2 separate regions of the Homo sapiens genome follow, and region 1 is linked to region 2. A link is a contact called in ENCODE Hi-C data. All regions are on one chromosome and are shown on one strand. Each heading gives the region's core, a stretch centred on a gene start or an enhancer-like site at or near the end of the contact. The rest is flanking DNA. Distances are from core to core; before and after follow the strand shown.

Region 1 (7,244 bases), core at 969-3,468, 4.1 Mb after region 2:
GAGTAGTCCTGGTCACTGGTAAGCAGGTCAGAAAGGGCGATTAAGTACATATTCTGTCTCCTGGCTTTCAGACCTCCACCTTATCCAGGGACCTGACAGAGAAAAATCTGCCTCTGATGGAATCATTAAGTTAACCATCCATTTGTACCATTTCTTTGTACAGGCTTTCAAACGAGAGAGAGGAGAGAATACAGGAGGAGAATGTTTCCCCTTGGTGCAGCCCCAAGCTCCCTATCAGAGACACATCAGCCAAATTAGTTTCCGAGGCTCACAGGCTGCTAACATTGCTGAACAAGATTTTTCGAATTTCTATGTGTTAGGAGTATTAAAAGATAGTGATTACCTATACTAGCAGCCTTTGTCCCTTTTCTCTTCCCTAGTCTGTACCAGCCCACTGGCCCTTGAGTGAAGTGCATCTTCTCAGCCTGCGGACTTGGGAGCTCAGGCTCTCCATCTGTTGAGGTTTTTCATTAGGGAGACTACAGAGGATGTGTGTGGGTGTGTGTTTGAATAACAAAGAAGTAACCCTTCATTCTAATAAAAGTGTTCCTCTGCTTGACCTGGAGGAGCCAGAAGCTTGTTTATACCTTCAGTATTCAAGGGACAGTCACAGGCCTGTTTTGACCTTTTCCTGAGAATTAGCTGAAACTTCCCTCTGAAGTCAAGTAGTGAATCTGTTATAGGTCTAAGGAAGGTCCTCTTCATCTGGGAGTTCTTGGCATTACTTTGGTCCTTCTTTCAGAAACTGAAAGAAAAGAATAGGAAGAACAGAAGTTTGTGAGTAGGCAGGAAGGGACATGGATGACCCCAGTCTTCACAGGACTATGGCCTGATCACTTCGAGGCACTGCAACTTCCCAGAGTATATATGTAGGGCTTGGGTTGAGTGGCCCTGTTCCGACACTTTGGGCACAGGGAGCTGAGACTGGGCTGTCACTAGCCAAGCCCTTACCATCTTTGAGGGCTGGTTCTTAGATCTCTCTTGCAGAAGGCCTGGATAGAAAGGAGAAAGATTGGGTATATTGGGAGGCTGAGACAGGAGAATCGTTTGTACCTGGGAGGCAAGGTTGCAGTGAGCTGAGATCACACCATTGCACTCCAGCCTGGGCATCAAGAGTGAAACTCTATCTCAAAAAAAAAAAAAAAAAAAAAAAAAGATTGGGTACATAAGTCCTCTGCACTTTCTGCACTGGTGATGCTGGAGAGGAAGGACGGTGAATGATAAGAATCATCACAGAGGATGAAATCTTAGTTCTCATTGTTCCCTTCTTTTCTACTCCAGCTACAAATGCCCTTATCTTTGGAGTCCAAGGTTGGGAACAAATGGATTTAAGTACCTGGCCTAAAGCCTATTCCTAAAAACTTCCCTCAGGTTTCACACCTACCTTGGCAAGTTGGAAAGTGCAAAGACAATATAAGGGCCCATTTTCAGGCCAGGTCCAGCATGAAACAGAGTGAACAAAATTAGTTCCACACATTAGGGAAGAGCCAAGTCAGACGAATATCCAATCATTTGCAGTAGTAGAGGCAGGTGAAGGGTCCCCAGATCTGTAAGGCAGGAGTTACTGCATGAGTCTTTCTGTCCTAGATCTTGGGCAAAATGTCCTGATTGGTTCCTATAGCTAGTCTGGATTATTTTAAGGAAAGAATACTACCTGGAGAAATCATAAAAGCTGGGTTTTAACATTAGTAAGGGCCAGAAGAATTTAAATCCTAATTTAAACCAAAATTCATGGAGAGCTCTGGTACAGGCAGTGTTTTTACCTGGGAAGCAGGGCTCAAAACCTGGCCAGGAGGTCTTGTTGGGCCAGGAATGTCCGTGGTTGGTGAGGAGGCTGGGAGAAGGCCTTTTTGATGGCTCCATTGTTCACAGCGCTGCCCTACAAATACCATATCCGTCCCCACCTCCTCTGCAAGGGTCGAGCGGAAGAGTAGGTCTGGTGAGCTGAGCTCTAGGGAGCTGGTACCATCTTCCCTCAATCCCCCTCGGTTACCCCTTGGGGCAGCAACGACGCCATCCCAGCCCCTTCCAGAGAACACACAAAGGAAGCCCCACCCGTCCTTAGACCTGAGGACACGCTCGGGAGCGGGCTGACGTGGACCCCGTTTCAGGGCGCCCCGGGCCCCTGCGGGGAACAATAGCCGCCGCCTCCTGGGCGGTCTGGCGGGCGCGCGGCACAAACGTCCGCGCCGCCACGTGATGCGCGCGCTCGTTCCGCGCTCTCCGCGCCTCAGCGAGCGGCCAGGCTGCGGGCGGGGTGGGCTGGCGCTCCTGATCCACCTGGAACACTTTTGCAAAGACAGACGGTGAGTTAATCACCCTACCGGCTGGCGGCCGCGTCCCCTCTCGCCCGCGAGGAGGACTGGAGAAGGGGCTGGGGTGGAGGTTTTCTCTGTGTGTGTCTAGGGTTGGGGGCAGGAGAGGTTAGTTCTATTAAGAGTTCATCAATCACCCGGTGTGCACTTTTCGCTCGACAGCGGTTCCTCCTACTTCAGAGCAAGTCTGGGCCAGCTGGGATCCGACCAGAAATCGCAAGCGGAGGAGACGCAGTAGCGCAGGCTGAGCGCTAACTGAAGGCGCGACCTGAGCCCGGCGCCTGCTGGGGAGCTGCGCAGCCAGGACAGCGGTCGGCAGCACAGGGCCTGGGCGCAGGGCCCGCCGTCACCACCTCACGTCGGAAGCCAGCACTGCTGCCCGCCAGCCCTGCCGCCTGCCCTCGGACTTCCCAGGGCGCCCAGGGTCCTCCCAACGCGCCTGCACCCACACCCGCCCCTGAGCCACAGTGACCTTGCATTCCCCGCCCCCTGCCACACCTCCTGCGTGCCCGAGTGTCACCCTTAAATACCGCTCTACACCCAGAGAGGGACGAATACACCTCTGAAGACAGGGCAAGACTAATTTCAATGGGTCAGAAGGTTCTTGCAGGCACTGTTTTATTTAAGAGTGCCTATTTACTGGCAGGAGTATTTGTGTGGGAGGAAGTAGGCTAAGACTGCTGTTGAACTTGAAGCTAAACTTGAATGCCATTTAAAATAACAATAAAAATATACTTAAAACACCAATCACAATGATATGACTCACCTCTTTCCAGTGTGGAGGAAACACTCCAGTATTTTTACCTCCGTTCTTTCCGGTGTATTTTAAGAACACCCTAAAGGGATAGACAGTAAGTGTCTGAGGGTAGTCACTAGCATTAGAGCTGTTTACAGCAGGAGGGTTTGGTGGAGTTAGTGGTGAAGCATTTTTATAACCCTTCTGGAGTGGTCATGCTGTTCTCTTTGTAAATCCTAACAAGGTTCCAGCCTAGTTCCCCTTTTACCCTTTTTTGCTGCGGGACTTCAGCTGAGATGTTTCTGAAGTTAGTAAATGTGTTGCCTCAGGCCACAGAAAATAGTCCCTGAAGGAAAGAAAGCCTCAGCTTTGCCCCCTCTTCCTTCAGCCTTCTCTCCCTTCATCCTCTTGGGTGGAAAATTAACTTGCTTTGGAAAAATGTTCTACCATCTTGCTTCAGATAGATATAAGCTGAAGCATTAAGCCTCACACAGTGTCCTGAACTCACTGAGCAATGAAACTACTGGTCCTGCTGTCCTTGGTTCAGTCTGTTCCTCCTCCTTGCCTTTCACCAATTTCTAGTGAACAGCTCCTATACACACTGTGCTGGGCTCTGGGATACAAAGACAAGTCACTGATGGTGTATGCTCTTCAATCTAGTGGGGAAGAGAAATAATCTTAAAACAATATGACAGGTGCTATAACAGAGGTGTGGTCAAAATGTTCCTCTAATAAAAAAGGAGCCACTAGTAGTACTATAATGTCAAAAAAAATAGTTTCAGAGGAGGTGAATTCGGGTTCCTGAAACATAAGCGTTTTTCAGGCCAAGAAGGGAAGCCATACCAGGTAGAGAGGACAACTCATGCAAAAGCAAAGAGGGAGGAAAAAGCAAAGTCTGGGCTTGGAACAAGGAGAGTACTTTGGAGTGTGGTTATCCTGGCTGAAAAGAGAGGTTGCACAGGGTTCACGTGAAGGAGTCTGGACCTACTCTCTAGAGACTGGGGAGCCACTGCAGGTTTTAAGCTGGGATGTGAAGTTATGTATTTTGAAGCTAACTCAGGGATGCTGTGTCTGATTGGAGAAAGGAGAGACACGAGGCAAGAAGAACAAAATAGGAGGCAACCGCAACAACACAGCAGAGAGAGGAACTAATGTAACAAGAGTGAAGAGAAAAGACATTTAGAGGTAGAATTCACAGGACTTAGTGATCAATTGGATGAGTAAAAGAGGAGTTGTGGATGTTAATCTCTAGATTTGAGGGACTGAGTCACGTCATTCACTAAAATGAATAGAGGAGGGAGAAGAGAAGGCTTTGCAAGGAATCTAATGAGTTCGGTTGCAGTCTACACTGTATTTTCTGCTTTGCTACTGATACACTGTGTGGCCCTAAGCAACCCACTTAATCTTTCTGGACTTCAGTTTCATCAGTGAAAGAGTCAATAAAGATATCTACCTCATAGGCTTATCATTAGAGTTGTATGGGAATGCGTGTTAGATATTGGTATCTTCACCAGGTCCAAGTGAGTGTTCTATATAAAGCTAAAACCTAGGAAAAACACACCCGCACTCACACCATGCTGATGAATACTTAGATCCTGGGTGTCCAGTGAGAAATGTCTTAGAGAAATTAAAAACAACAACATCCTACTGCTTCCTAGATATTGAATCCAAGCTAATGTTTAGGACTAGGTCAGATCAAATTGCTATTCAGAGCCCTCTCCTTCAAGAGCGGTACTTGCTGGAGGATTCATGCAGTAATGTGTTCTTGGTATCAAACCACTAAAGAGGTCTTTTAGCAGATGTCAGAAAGCTTCAATGCTTTTTTTTTTTTTTAAAATATCATGTGTCTTTCAGGGAATGCTTGAAGCCACCTACTCTCTTTTGAACCTCCTTGAGCCCTGTGTGGAATGGTGTAGTATAGAGAAGAGTGCTGAACATCTGACTTTGGCCATTTACACCGGGTGTGATTACAGCAAGTTGGTTATCTTTTCTGTGTTAGTATTATCATTTGTAATACAGAATTATGAAAGGCTCAAGATAAGGAAGAGAGATATTTTGGGAGATGTTATAAGAGTAAATAAAAGGTATTATTTTTCACTTATCAGATTGGCCAACATAAAAACTTCAACATCCCATTGACTTGGCAAAGGTGTGAGGAGACAGGAACTCTCATATATTGCTGATAGAGGTATAAATTAATTTATTTCTGTGGAGAAATGTATTAAAACTCACAGTGCACATATCTTTTGACTAAATCATTTCACTTCTACAAATTTTTCTAATAGGTAAAAGCTTGACCATGTGTTTGTAATAGCAAAAGGTTGAAAACAAGCTATATGCCCACCAACAGGGAATGGCTAAATGAATTGTGGCAGGTGTATACAGTAGAACAGTATGAAGTTATAAAAGTAAACCAGGGCCAGACGCCGTGGCTCACATCTGTAATCCCAGCACTTCGGGAAGCCAAGGCTGGCAGATCACTCAAGCCCAGGAGTTTGAGACCAGCCTGGTTTTGTAGAGATGAAACCTTATCTCTACAAAAAATACAAAAATTAGCTGGATGTGCTTGTGCATGCCTGTAATCTCAGCTACTCAGAAGGGTGAGGTGGGAGGATCACCTGAGCCCCGAGAAGGTTGAGGCTGCAGGGAGCCATGATTGCACCACTGCACTCCAGCCTCAGCGACACAGTCAGACCCTGTCTCAAACAACAACAACAAATCCAGGAAGTTATGTGTGGATATATATGGAATGGTCTGAAAGATACAATAGGGGGAAAAGCATGGTGCGAAAAAGTCTGCCTAGCATGCTACCATTTGTGTAAAAACCTGTGGAGTACACACACACACACACATATATATAAATTATGCTAGTAAAAAGTGTCTCTGTAAAGATACACAAGTTGGTTGCTTATGTGAAGGGGAACTAGGTAGCTGGGAACAAGAGTGGGAGGAAGACTTTTCACTGTATACCCCTTTGTACCCTTTGAATCTTGAAGCAAGCATATTTAAATTTATTACTCTTTTGAAAAAATAAAAGAAGTCGGGCACAGTGGCTCTCACCTATAACCCCAGCACTTTGGGAGGCTGAGGCAGGTGGGTCACCTGAGGTCAGGAGTTCGAGACCAGCCTGGCCAACATGGTAAAACCCCATCTCTACTAAAAATACAAAAATCAGCTGGGCATGGTGGCACAAGTCTGTAGTCCCAGCTACACAGAAGCTGAGGCAGGAGAATCACTTGAACCCAGGGGGTGGGGGTTGCAGTGAGCCAAGATCACACCACTGCCCTCCAGCCTGGGCAACAGAGCAAGATTCTGTCTCATAAAAAAATTAAAAAAAAAAAAAAAAGGAACAGAGCAGAGGGTGCGGGGAGGGAGAAGATCAGGAAAAATAACTAATGGGTACTAGGCTTAATACCTGGGTGATGAAATAATCTGTACAACAAACCCTCATGATACACGTTTATCTATTTAACAAACCTGCACATGTATCCCTGAACTTAAAAGTTACAAAACAAAACAATGCCATTACTCACCCTGACTAAAATGATAAAGGAACAACAACAAAAAAATGTTTAGTACAAGTGACCTGGGTGTGCCTGTGTGTGTTCATATGTGTCCTTATTTGTACTTGCTCTATCCAGCAAAATTAATCTTGGGATACCTCTTGTTTTATTCCCCCAGGGCCCTGATGCTGATCAACCTCAACGATAATGAGGGGATTCTTCACTGTTGCTTGGTGCTGGGGTCACAGGTCTGTCTCTACCCTCTCTTCTAGGAGGACTCAAGATGAGGCTACAGAAGTCTGGCAGAGCAGCAGGCCTCTCAGTCAGAACCACTGACTGTGTGGCCTCCCGGAAATGAGTGTGCCTTCTTGAACACTGCTGTGCTTGCTTGGGATGGAGGCCTGCCACAATGCCAAGGAGTAGCTACTATATTTCTTCCTCTTTGCAGACTGTGAAAAGGCAATGGACTGTGGAAAGTCACGAGACCCAAGGTGGTTCCATTTTTTGCAGGATGGCTTTGCCTTTTAACCTCTGAGTAAAGTGACTTCCTCTCTAAAATTAGGGGTTTGATTTAGCTTATCTGGAAGGTGTTTTCTAGCTTTGACATCTTAGGCTGTGAAAAGTCAGCCTTTAGCCAGAGAAAGAGTTACTGCTTAGGCTAAGGGACATTTGGCCCCCTCTGGATCCCTG
Region 2 (7,239 bases), core at 1,432-3,931:
GGGCGAGGAAGGCGCCAGACAGGCTCACCCGGAGGGGAGGGAAGGCAAGTCCGAGGCGGGGCTCGAAACAGCCGAGACCCGGGGCTCAGGTCAGAAATGCGGCCTTTTAGGGAGGCCTTTGCCAAGCTGCTGTCCGGTTCCCCCGAGAGAGGGGCCCGTTTGGTGGCCCCGGGAGTGAGCAGGGCCTGAGACGGGCCACTGCAGGTCGCAGCCTGCAGGAGAGGTGGGTGGCGGCAGCGGGCCGGGAGGAGGGAACCCCGGCTCGGGGTAAGCAATGAGGATAAGTGGTCTCTGCTCTCAGTCTCTGGCGAGTTCTCCCTGGGGTTAGAAAATCGTCCCCGCGCTCACCGGGGCGCCCCCGCCGCCGTGATGGTGGTGGTGGTGATGCGGCTGCGGGGTCTGAGTGGGGTGCAGCAGCGGCGCCGTGGCCTGCAGGTGTGAGGCGGATCCCGAGGTCTGGTGGTACCAGGGGTAGTTGCCCAGAAAAGCCGAGGCCGCGCTGCTCGGGCTGGAGCCCGAGCTGCCGGCGCCGCTGCCGCCACTGCCCGGACCACCGCCGCCCGCCATCCGCTGCGGCACACCAAAGTCCCAGGAGGCCGGCGCTGAGACTGGCGGCGAAGCACAAGGTGGAGAAGCGCTGGCCCCAGGGTGCTGCTCCGAGGGGATCTCACCACTTTTCCACATCTTCTTGAACTTGGACCGGCGGTTCTGGAACCAGATTTTGACCTTTGAGGAAAAAGACCTGAGCATTAGTGGAGGAACCTAGTCTTGGGGCAGTAGGGGTTCGAAGAGGAGAAAAAAGAAGGCAGAGAAAAACCGCTGGCTAGCGGTGGGCAGCGAGCGCCCTGGGGAGATAAGAGGATCACGGGCGGCGGCCTTCGAGGCTCTGCCGGTTCCTGCTCCCTGGGGAGGTAATTGCCAAAAGGCCAGGACTGCTGGTGTACGTGCACTGTGATGATGGTGACAGCGGGAGGGTGAGGAGGGCCAGTTATTTCACCCGCTTAATCAGTAGCGAGAGGTACGGGATTTCTGTCCACCCGGTCCCTTTCCTTCCCTCCCACGGCGGCCCCTTGGGGGTTTCCAGCTTTGGGCCTAGAAGCTTACTTAGGGCCGCTCGAGGCGCAGGCCTGGAAATCCTTAAAAGTACTTAAAATGAACTTTAAAAAGCATTGTCCTAAACCCGCCTGCTTCCCAGCCATCTCAGGCCCGCGCTCTCCTCGCCCCTGCAGGGCGCGAGCCCCACCTGAGTCTGGGTGAGGCCCAGAGAGGCCGCCAGCTCGGCTCGCTCCGGCAAGGCCAAGTATTGAGTCTTTTGGAAACGCCGCTGAAGAGCCGCCAGCTGGAAACTGGAGTAGATGGTGCGGGGTTTCCGGACTTTCTTTGGCTTCCCGTTCACTATCCGAATTTCAGGCTCAAGGTCCTCCTTCTCTGCAACGATAAAGAATCGTAAGAACAGCGCAACCCAGGGGTCCTGGAGTTCCCGCCCTCCTAGAGGGCCCGGCGGGGGGGACTTGGCTTGAGCAAAGAGGTGGGTGCACTGAACTGTGGCGCCACGGGCAGGCGCAACTTCGCAGCGTGCGATCGGAGCCGCCACCGACCCCGGGAGCTGTACCCTCCAGGGAAGGGGGAGACAAGTGCACACCCAAGAGAAAGAAGCTGGTGGCAAGGAGATGCCCTTATGAGGCAGGCAGAGCACGCCCACTTGGCTCTTGAGGCCACCAGGTCCTACCAAAGGAGAGAGGGACGTAACCGGCGACCTGCGGCAGATTGGAGGCTGGGGAGGGTAAAGGGCACAAGCGGGCGGTGAGCAGGCAGCGTGAAAATCCAGAGCTTTCGAAGGCCCCCCGCCCCAAACACGTTTACCCATCCATCCCATTAACTAGACCGACTCGGCACTCTTGACTTCAGCGTTATGCATACCAGGCTCGTTGTTGGCTGGGGACGAACTGGTTCCATAGGGAGCGTAGGAGGTGTAGGCGGCGGTGTAGCCCAGGTCATAGCTGCTCTTGGCGGAGTAAGGGACGTTGTTGAGGCCGCTGGCTTGGTACTGGTAGGAACCCATGTGCGCGTAGGGCGAGCCCCCGCCGCCGCCGCCGCCCGCCGGGTGCTGCTGGTTGGTGTAGTAGCTGCTGTCGGTGGCGGTGGACACCGGAAGGGTGGGCGACTCCTGGGGCTTGTGGAGGCTGCTGCTGCTGCTGCTGTTGCCACCCGGGCCGGCGCCGCCGCCGCTCGGGGGCTGCTGGTGCTGGTGGTACGTGCTGGAGGCGGCGATCTGGGTCGAGTGCATATCAGCCACTAGACTGTCAAAGACTCCAGTCATCCTGGCCCGAGACGGGAAAGAGCAGAGGTGGCGGGCGTGCGGGGGAAGCCAGGCGCCTCCTCTGTCTCTCCCGGTCCCCTCCAGCAGCCAATGTAATTACGGGGGTGGTGGTGGGGAAACAAGAAAGGAGGCAACCGTCTAGGCGCCTCCTCCTCCGGGGGAGGCGATCACCGTGCGCTGCTCGGGACAGCTGCCTCTGGTCGCATCCTCTTTCGGCCTCTGGGCCCGCTCGGCTCCTTGCCCAGCGCGAGCGCGGGCTCTGGCGGGGGGCGGGCAGTGGAGGGGGCAGGGGTGGCTGGGCCGGGTCGGGGCTCTGGGAGGCGGGAGCAGGTGAGCGGCCCCGAGCGGCTTTACGATTGTCTGCCAGGCGGGCTCCTGAAGTGTGGGCATTTAACACTCGTCACGTGAGCGCTGGCGACGTCACCTAGCAACAGCCAATCAGAAGCAAACGGCCGCGGAGCTCCGGGAACGCCCGGCCAAGGGGCGGGCGTCACATGGTGGGCGCTGTGGCTGCGGCTGCGGCTGCAGCGGCCCCAGGTGCAAACAGACTGCCGCCGAATGTGAGCAGCGAGGCGAGGGGTCGAGGTAGCGAGGAGTCAGGGTGGCCCGCAGCAGGAAGACAGAAGGCGTGGAGACAGACTGGCGTTTTGCCTCAGAGGAAGAAGTGGGGTCCCCTCTCCCATTCTGTGAGCAAGTGCCAGTTCCAGTGATTCGTACTTTCATGTCCGAGGTCAGTTTTCAAACACATTAAAGTACATCGGTGCCCAGAGTCCAGCCAGCTCTATCTTCACTTTTCCTCGAAGTGTCTGGCATTTATTCTTGTTAGCCACTCGGCACTTGACATAATCAATTGATTTAATTATCCACAAACCACGTGTAATGCTCGCTTCTTAACCAATCCGCAGGGATATTAGGACAATTAATCATATAATATTGAAACGGGTTTTCCTTGTTGCTTCAAAGAGAAGCTACATAAACTTAAAGGTATTATTGCTAATAGTATATTTGAAACCACTTTCCCTGGTACTTTCCCGACACGCGAGACTCTGAGTAATTATATACGTTTGATAAGTAAATGACACCCTGAAAGCCATCCCGAGGACTTCCTCCTTCGGGTGGAAAGGTTCACCAGTTGTCCTTGAAAATTCGATGCTCTTGCGAAAAAGGAAATAGGATAATAGGTGAGATTATAGATTTATCAAGTAGATACTAGATTTATCACTTCTCTGTAAATTTACAACAAATATAAAAAGTTTTATCTGGTTTGTTGAATTTAATCCTGTTTTACAGTTTTGCATTTTAGGACCCTGTTCTACCCTATCATTGCAATTTTTTTCTTTTCCCTCTGTTTTTTAAAAAATCGGAAATGGTGACTTCCTCTGTCTCTATAACCTTGTAGTTGGAAACCTTGGCCCGACGGTGATGGACTGCACGACTTGCTGGACTCCCAAGTCCGAAGTTCCTGCGGCAGCGCTTGCTTTGTGGCGCCACCTGGTGGGCAGTGTGCGAGGTTGCGGGGGGCGGGGTAGACGGTCTAATCACGCCCAGGCGCCAGCCTCTGAAACCCCCCAAAAGAACAAAATAGTAATTAAAAGCCACAAAATTGTGCTAGTGCGCACCATCTGAAGCACCCTTTCCTAAAGACATAACATGTCGCTGAAAGAACTTGTTAAAACAACTGTCTGATAGAAAACAAGTTGATACCTTCAAAAATATGATCTTTGGTCTTCTTCCCCATAAAAAGCAAGTGTGTAATTAAAACTCCAGCATTCACACAGAGAAATAATGAGATAGGTAATGCGCCTTTAAGTCTACCTGGATTTAGTTCCCAGCTTTTTTTTGGTTAAGGAAGGCCCCTAGATGGAAAGCGCCAGCTTATGAGAAACGTTGGAGGTGGAGCTCACCTCCACCCACCTGCATTGCTTTATGCGGTTCTCTGCCTACTTTGTGGGCCTCAGCTGCAAAACCAACCTCTTGATATTGAAACATGATTGCCTTTTGGTGTTTTTTTGTTTGTTTTTGTTTTTTTGAGACGGAGTCTCACTCTGTCACCCAGGCTGGAGTGCAGTGGCGCCATCTTGGCTCACTGCAACCTCCACCTCCTGGGTTCAAGCGATTCTCCTGCCTCAGCCTCGTAAGTAGCTGGGATTACAGGCGCGCGCCACCACTCCCGGCTAATTTTCGTATTTTTAGTAGAGATGGGGTTTCACCATGTTGGTCAGGCTGGTCTCGAATTCCTGACCTCGTGATCTGCCCGCCTTTTGGTGTTTTGACTTCAAATTCCAACTCTTTCTGTCACCACAGTGGTAGCTGCTTTGATCTAATGTAGAAAAAAAATTCCCTGAAAAAGACAATTTTAAAAATCCAACCGCCTGCTGGGCACGGTGGCTCACACCTGTAATCCCAGCACTTTGGGAGGCCAAGGCGGGCAAATCACCTGAGGTCAGGAGTTCGAGACCAGCCTGGCCAACATAATGAAACCCCATCTCTATTAAAAATACAAAAATTAGCCAGGTTTGCTGGTGGGAGCCCGTAATCCAAGCTACTTGGGAGGCCGAGGCAGGAGATTCACTTGAGCTGGCGAGGCAGAGGTTGCAGTGAGCCAAGATCATGACAAGATCATGCCATTGCACTGCAGCCTGGGTGACAGAGCGAGACTCTGACTCAAAAAAAAAAAAAAAAAAAAAAAATCCAACCACCATGTCTTCTTCTCTCTGTTCTTTGTTCCCACCCTAAATATGTTCTCCAGGCTTTTTCATGATGGCAAATTTGTTGTATTTTATTTATTCAGTAACTTCCATTAATTAGCAGCCCAAAGTCTAGATCAGCTGGGATCTGGAAAATGGTTTCTTTCTGGAAGGAAATGACTGGAGCCCCACTTTATCTGTAAAACAAAGGATTGTGTACATGGGGGAAAGAGGGGGCAAAGAAGAGACCAGAGGCAATGAGCAAGCGGGGAGAGTGTGAGGGAGGGGGAAAGGGAGACAGAACGCACAACTGCATTTGGAGAATCAAGTAGAGACTTGAGGTATCAGTTCTGATAATTTGAACACAAGTCTGGGTTTAGCCAAATTATCTGATTACTGCACCACAATGTCCAAACGATTTGCTTACTTTGGTCTGAAGTCAGGGAAGCAGTGGCATAGGGAATTGACAGTTTTGTCTACAGTCAGAGTGACGCCCGTCTCCTTAGTGATCTGAGAGGAGTGAAGGGGAGGCTTAAAACGAGTTTGGGAGAACACTGGTGCTTGAGGGCGGCCAGCTACCTCTTCTGCCCCAGGGCACTTTCTTTCCCCTTCTCTGTTTTCGGATTTCTCTGACTTCGGCATTCTTTTGCTCCGCAGGAACATAGAGAACGGTGGGGGTAAATAAGGGGAGCCTGAAGTTTCTGCTCTGTGCTTGCGTGTTCGAATCCCATCGCTGAGACTTTCTTCTGCTTTGGATCGCTTGTCCCAGGCTGACGCCGCGCTGCGACCTCTCCCCTCGTAGGAGCCTAACGCCAACCCCTGCGCCAGGCAGGGATGGAATCATCATTCTCATTGTATAGATGGACACTGAGGCTCGAGAACGGAAACGACTTCTTTTGAGTTGGGTGCCTCTCCCCCCTTGCCAGGCAGCCGCCTTTCTCTGTTGCCATAGCACAAATCACAAGGGTATTTATGGTAAGCCTTAGTTGAACAGCTCCAGGTCTCCAGAAGACGGCGAGCTGGAGAGGACAAGTCTGCGCTTTGCTCTCAGACCCTTGCCCCACCGCTAGCCTGGGGCAGGATTCCAGCCTTCGCCTAGCCGGGCGCTTTGCTCTGCCGGGCTATTGGGCGTCCTCCGCTGCACAGAAAGCCAGCCCAGTTGGGTATTACTGGGGAGAGGATGCCTCCTGTCGGCAGGGAGCTAGGGTGGGCGCCCGGGTGCCCTCAGTGCGTGGCGGGGCCAGGCCCATTTTCACTCTCCTTCCTCACTCGGGGGATGGGAGGGCTGCATGCGCTGCTGCTCCTACTCCTCACAGTCTCGTCGAGGGTCCCGGAGACGGGAGTTTCCGGGCCGCTGGTCCAAGAGGCAATGCCAGTTTCGGTACCTTTGTGTTTTCGTCCCCGAAGTAGTAGCTCTAGGAACCTGCGCTTTCGAATCCCTTTGGGGTTTGTCCTAAAACTCAAAGACGTTGGAAGAGGGCGGGGATTTGGTTATGAGAACCTCCCAGCTCAGCCTTTGCGACCAAACCCGCAGTGCTTTTGTTCTTACTTCATTGGCTAATTGCAGCTTCTTGGGACAACTCTGGCTGGGTCCTTTCGCATTGCTGGTCTCCTCAACCTGATTTTCCCTGCGACCCCTAAGGCAGCCTCGAGGGACTCCGGGAGCCATCAGCTCTCCGCAGCCCCTTGGGCCGGCAGGCAGACGCGACCCCTGACTCGGGATCTGCGTCCTGGGATTTCACATTTTTTCTTTTCCTGCATGGACCTGGCGAGAGGACACAATGGGATCACTCTTGGGGAGCTAAAACTCGGCCTGTGCAGGGAATGGGTGGGTCCTCTGGTCTCTGCTGCCACGGCTTCCCAGCTCAGAGGTTGTCTCGGGTTTCTACCATTTTAAAAATTATTATTATTATTATTATTATTTTGAGACGGTGTTTTGCTCTTGTTGCTCAGGCTGGAGTGCAATGGCGCGATCTCAGCTCACCGCAGCCTCGCAACTGAGGCGATTCTCCTGCCTCAGTCTCCCGAGTAGCTGGAATTACGGGCATGTGCCACCACGCCCTGCTATTTTTTTTTTTTTTTTTTTTTTTTTTTTTTGGTATTTTTAGTAGAGATGAGGTTTCTTCATATTGGTCAGGCTGGTCTCGAACTCCTGACCTCAGATGATCCTCCCGCCTTGGCCTCCCAAAGTGCTGAGATTACAGGCCTGAGCCACCGCGCCAGGCCTATTAT

The links. Hi-C counts contacts between places; a loop is a spot of excess contacts on that map. Pooled maps may share reads with other maps.
Region 1: a loop to region 2 is called in a pooled map, with 2.2 times the contacts of the local background. The contact joins the promoter of HAGLROS here to the promoter of DLX2 in region 2. A Hi-C loop is called at or near these places in 5 of 50 pooled maps.

What each region holds. Positions count from the first base shown.
Region 1 is chr2:176,175,948-176,183,191 of GRCh38, forward strand. It overlaps HAGLROS (HAGLR opposite strand lncRNA), which reads left to right and starts at 2,219. Exons shown (of 2, transcript NR_110457.1): 1 at 2,219-2,306; 2 at 2,478-3,062. HAGLR (HOXD antisense growth-associated long non-coding RNA) reads right to left here. Exons shown (of 3, transcript NR_033979.2): 2 at 1,385-1,547; 3 at 1-745. RefSeq lists an enhancer at 1,616-2,410.
Region 2 is chr2:172,100,219-172,107,457 of GRCh38, forward strand. It overlaps DLX2 (distal-less homeobox 2), which reads right to left and starts at 2,682. Exons shown (of 3, transcript NM_004405.4): 1 at 1,921-2,682; 2 at 1,244-1,428; 3 at 1-726. The coding sequence starts at 2,320. The coding sequence ends at 325. DLX2-DT (DLX2 divergent transcript) reads left to right here and starts at 2,788. Exons shown (of 5, transcript NR_126376.1): 1 at 2,788-3,050; 2 at 3,720-3,814; 3 at 5,665-5,982. RefSeq lists a silencer at 2,484-2,683.